Regions from separate parts of the Homo sapiens genome. Here region 1 is linked to region 2. A link is a loop called in an ENCODE intact Hi-C map of the cell type or tissue named here. Cell type or tissue: MCF 10A. All regions are shown on one strand.

Region 1 (2,500 bases), 780 kb after region 2:
GTGGCTCATGCCTATAATCCCAGCACTTTGGGAGGCTGAGGTGGGAGGACTGCTTGGGCCCAGAAGTTTGAGAGCAGCTTGGGCAACATAGGGAGACCCCGTGTCTACAAAGATGAAAAAGTAAAAATATTAAATAGAAAAAAAAAAAAGGGACGGGCACGGTTGCTCATGCCTATAATCCCAGCACTTTGGGAGGCCGAGGCGGATGAATCACTTGAGGTCAGGAGTTTGAGACCAGCCTGGCCAACATGGTACAAACCCTGTCTCTACTAAAAATACAAAAATTAGCCAGGTGTGGTGGCAGGCACCAGTAGTCCCAGCTACTGAGGAGGGTGAAGCAGGAGAATCGCTTGAATCCGGGAGGCGAAGGCTGCAGCGAGCCAAGATTGTGCCACTGCCCTGCAGCCTGGGTGACAGAGCAAGAGTCCATCTCAAAAAAATTAAATAAAGATAAATTGATCGATTGATGGACAGATAGGAAGCAGAAGGAGAGAGAAAAGGAGAGGGTGGGAGAGGAGGAGGGAGAGGAAGAGAGAGGAGGAGAGAGAGGGAGGAATAAAGGAAAGAGGAAAGAAGGAAGAATATAGGTCAGGTTATAGGTTACTGTCACAAACACTTTCTATTCACCTCCTGGGAAGCCCCACTGCAGGAGCGGAGGGAAGTGGAGCGGCAATGGAGCAAGCTGGTTGCTCTAGCTTGGACGGATGAGAACGTTTCCTCATAGCAGTGCTCGGAAGTTAAAAAGAGGAATAAAGGCAAAGGATGCTGCAGCTGAGAGTCCTGCATTGCCAGACACATCATTCTTACCATTTATACGACAAAAGAAATTCATCATCCACTTGTCCCATTATAACCTCCTGGGAATTTAAACTTGATTGACAGTCAATTTAATGCAAAATCATTTGGGTATAGATTGTGAATTCAAAGCATCAATTACTATTGATCTATTTGACATCATTCTTTAATATGCATAAAGTCGTTTTTGATTTTTTTTTCCAAGCAAGTTGCTTCTTAGGAGGGAACGATACATAGGAAAAATATTAAAGTCAAGCAGCAGAGGAAAATATGTTCGTGTGAAAGTTTGGCTGAATCTAACTGTGAGGCCTTTGCAGATTCAAATGACTTGCCTGAGTTCCTACACGGGCCATTTAGAAACCTTCTAATGTTTTTAGAAGACTGAGGTGATCAGAAATCTTCAAAGGTGTTTCTTTTACTTTAACACACCCAAAATTAAAACCTTTATCAAGCTTCAATGAATCCTGACTCAATAAAAGCCTTCTAGTCCTGACTCCAGGGCAGAATGACACCCCAGGAACAGCTGCGACATTACCTGGTAAGACGCTGCGGCTATCCACACACATGGAAAAGATGCGCTCGTACACGAGCTTTCCTGGGAGGAAAAGGACAGATGGTGTTAGTATCACACTCTTCAGGAGCAAACAGTAAATAAATGTTTGTTAATTAGGGACCCAGAGCTATCATCGCCCAGACAGGCTTTAACTTGTGATGGTATGCTGCCACCTGGTGGGACAGATTTTAAGCCACATTTTTTTTGTTTTGTTTTTAGTTTTTCCAGTAGACTTTTACTTTCTTTGAAAGGCAGAAAAGTGATCGTTTTACCCTTTGGAATCTAAAGGAGTCTCAAGTATCTCCATCCACTCAGACGATGGTCCACACTCCATGCTAGGCCAGAGGTGAAAACAGGCAGCCCACGGGCTGAATCCAGCCTGTGACCAGTTGTGCATGGCCACTCCACAACACACAACAGCCCACAAAGTGTTTTAACATTTTTTGAATTGGTTACCAACACGTAAAAACTGGAAGAGGCTGGGCATAGTGGCTCACACCTGTAATCCTAGCACTTTGGGAAGCCGAGGCAGGAAGACTGCTTGAGCCCAGGAGTTCAAGAGCAGCCTGGGCAACACTGTGAGACAGGGTATGTACAAAAAATTTAAAAATTAGCCAGGCATGGCAGTGCACGCCTGTAGTTTCAGCTACTTGGGAGGCTGAGGTGGGAGGATTGCTTGAGCCCAGGAGTTCAAGGCTGCGGTGAGCCATGATCACCCACTGCCCTCCAGCCTGGGTGAGAGAGCAAGACCCTGTCTCAAACACAAAAACTAAAACAAACTCTACAACTTGGGAGAACTCACATGCCATATTTTCTCCTTCTTCACATAAAATATGTCAAAAATGTGGCGATATCTCTATAGGATAACACAGCTAGAGCAAATTAGTAGCTGCCCCTTGAAATGGCATATACACTAACCAGTTTGCCAGTCTCAACCACCCCCTACTGTCTCTCATCATCAGCGTGCTTTTCACTCTTTTATGTGACCTGCCTGGTCCCTAGAAGCCTCAGAATTTGAGATTCAACTAGAATGCAAGCTCCACAAAGGCAGAGATTTGTGCTTGTTTTGTTCACTGACATATTCCTAGTACTGATCAGTGCCTGGCACACAGGGGGTACTCAATATTTGTTGGATGGATGAACATACTAGAG
Region 2 (2,500 bases):
CACAAGAAAGGTTCCGGGAGCTAAGCAGGCCCAACAAATAATCTACTGTTGGAGATGGGGAGCGAGGAAAGGCCTCTCAAATTTTGTCTTCATACTCTTTCAGACAACCCATCCTCAAAGCAATCCAGGAACTTGGCGGAAGAGCTGGGCAAAGCTGTGGAGATCATGGGCAAAGGCAAGAATGGGATCGGCTTTGGCAAAGTGGACATTACCATAGAGAAGGAGCTTCAGCAGGAGTTTGGGATTACCAAGGCCCCGGAGTTGAAGCTGTTTTTTGAGGGCAACAGGTCAGAGCCCATCAGCTGCAAAGGTAATGGTGCTTGTGTGTCACACTTGTTTCATGCTCATGGAAAGTCCACTTAACAGCTATAGGGTAAAGGTGGGAGGCTCTGCTCCATGCAGCTTCTCGGGGACCCAGGATCCTCCAGCTTGTGACTCTGCCCTTCTCTAGGGCCTTGGAGCCACCTGCTCTTTCCTCTGTATCCAGCCAGCAGTTGGGGTAAGGGGTAGAAGGTCACCACGGGTACTGTTCATGGCCCTGGCCATGAACAGTGGTAAGTATCACTTCTATTCACATCCCATTGACCAGAATTCTGTTACATGGCCAGAACCAGCTGCAAGAAAGGCGGAGAAATACAGTTCAGCTCTGTTTTTAGAAAGAAAACGGGTTTAGTGAATATGTGGCTGCTTCTACTACAGCTTGAAGCTCAGCTGATGGGCCCTAGAAACACCAAGAAGTGGGAGGGTGGGGTGCATGGCTTAGAAACTATCAGACACCAGAGATTAAGTTCTAACTCCACTTCCCACTCCCAATCTTTGACTTTAGAATGATTTGACAGAGTCCTAGGACTAGGGAAGCACTATTTAGCCAAAAGGGAAATTGGGAGATGATGGAACAAGACAGGCTTGGGATGCAATGTCTACCAAACACCTTACGTTCTATCATATTTTTCATTCATTGATTAACTCGTTCATTCATTTATTCAGCATCCATTTATTGACAAGCTACCATGTGCCAAGCCCTATCTTGATGTTGAGGATGTGTGGAGAATAAGGTACTAGTATGGCACATATGGTAGTCCCAACTTTTAGAAAGTTACATATATGAAGGCATTCATGGATGCAGGATGGATAAATGGATGGAAGGATGGAAGTAACAAAACTGATGAACACAGAAGTGCCTGTAACAGCCATGCCAGTAGAATGTTCCCATTATATATGTTAAATTATTGAGTCTTGAGTAACGGAAACTGCCTTCCACTGGATCTGGTGTATAGCCAGCTTCCAATAAGCTGGATTCAGTGTTATTTGCAAGAAACACACATCCAGGGGCTGCAGGATGCTTTGCAGTTCTCAGAATGGACACAAGAGGGCATGAAAGACACAGGATAGACCCAGAGAAAGGCGCCACAAGAGAACCTCGGAGCAATCACCTAAGGGCAGGGCTGCAGCTCCCAGCAGGCTTGTGGGAGGGTGGTGGCTGCGGGCGCCAGAGAAGAGATGGGGAGGGAGGGCGGGAGCAGTGAGAGAAGCAACAGAGGATGCTGTTTCCTATAGATACCAGGGGATGACCCTCAACAAGGGGGACTCGCTGACACCAGCAAGGAGCCCTTTGTGATGTGTTTGCTCTGGGGAGAGCTGTGAGGAAATGAGAGGCCCTAGGTCATCGGAGCCCATGACTGCTAATGGAGTGGCCCAGGTGCTGCAATGACCTTCCCTCCTGAAGGGCAGGAGAGAACTGACTCCACTTAGAGGCGACAAAGTAACAATATGGCAACTTCCAGACTGTGGGTGAAACTAGCAGAGAAGGTCCCCAAGGCATTTGACTTCTGAGCCCCCTTCATCAGGGAAACCAGTGCCTGGGACCTCGTCTGCCATACAGGAAGCTTCATCATCACCCCATCTAGGAAGTCTCCCCTGACTGCTCAGGCCAGGGTGCCTGCTCCACCTCTGTGGCCTCACAGCATCTGTGTTTTCCCCATCAAGGCCCTCGCCTCAAAGAATTACATCTGCTACTTATTGCTTGTTCTCTACAGAGAGCATCACAAGGGCAGTGGCTGATCTCACTTGCACTCCTGGGTCCTCTAAAGAGACTGCCAGAATTGACAGCACTCCCCTCTGCATCCAAATCCTTACCACAGGCTTAAGAAACAATCACTGCCGCTCGTCGAATCTCAGTTTTTCCATCTGTTAAATGGGGATGGTGAAAAGATCTACCCCTCTACACTGTTGGGAAGATAAAATGATGTTTGCAAGGCACACGGCCTGACACATACCTGTAGCATATACTGTGTTCCAGGCATTGTTCTAGACCCTTCTCCTATGTCATAACACCCCAATATAAGAGGTGCTTTTACAGATGGAGAAACTGAGGCACAGAAAGGTAGAATAACTTCCTCAAAGCTGCCCAGTGAGTAGTGGTGGAGTCAGCAAATGTTTTCTGCAAAGGCCCAGATTATTAATATTCCAGATCCTACAGGCCAGGCAGTCTCTGTTGTAA

What was found. Peaks named below come from ENCODE experiments on the same cell type or tissue, not always from the same donor. Only the 100,000 strongest peaks of a DNase experiment are listed, where the experiment ranks them.
Region 1: a loop joins it to region 2, with 5 times the contacts of the local background. A loop is called at or near these places in 8 of 110 quality-filtered maps.

The regions. Positions count from the first base shown.
Region 1 is chr16:19,600,554-19,603,053 of GRCh38, reverse strand. It overlaps VPS35L (VPS35 endosomal protein sorting factor like), which reads right to left. Exons shown (of 31, transcript NM_020314.7): 9 at 1,331-1,390. Among named protein-coding and RNA genes, the nearest start is that of VPS35L, 46 kb to the right of the region's middle. In MCF 10A, a CTCF peak has its summit at 1,467; no DNase peak of the experiment used is centred here.
Region 2 is chr16:20,382,455-20,384,954 of GRCh38, reverse strand. PDILT (protein disulfide isomerase like, testis expressed) reads left to right here. Exons shown (of 12, transcript NM_174924.2): 3 at 104-310. Among named protein-coding and RNA genes, the nearest start is that of PDILT, 21 kb to the left of the region's middle. In MCF 10A, a CTCF peak has its summit at 1,340 (motif pointing right); no DNase peak of the experiment used is centred here.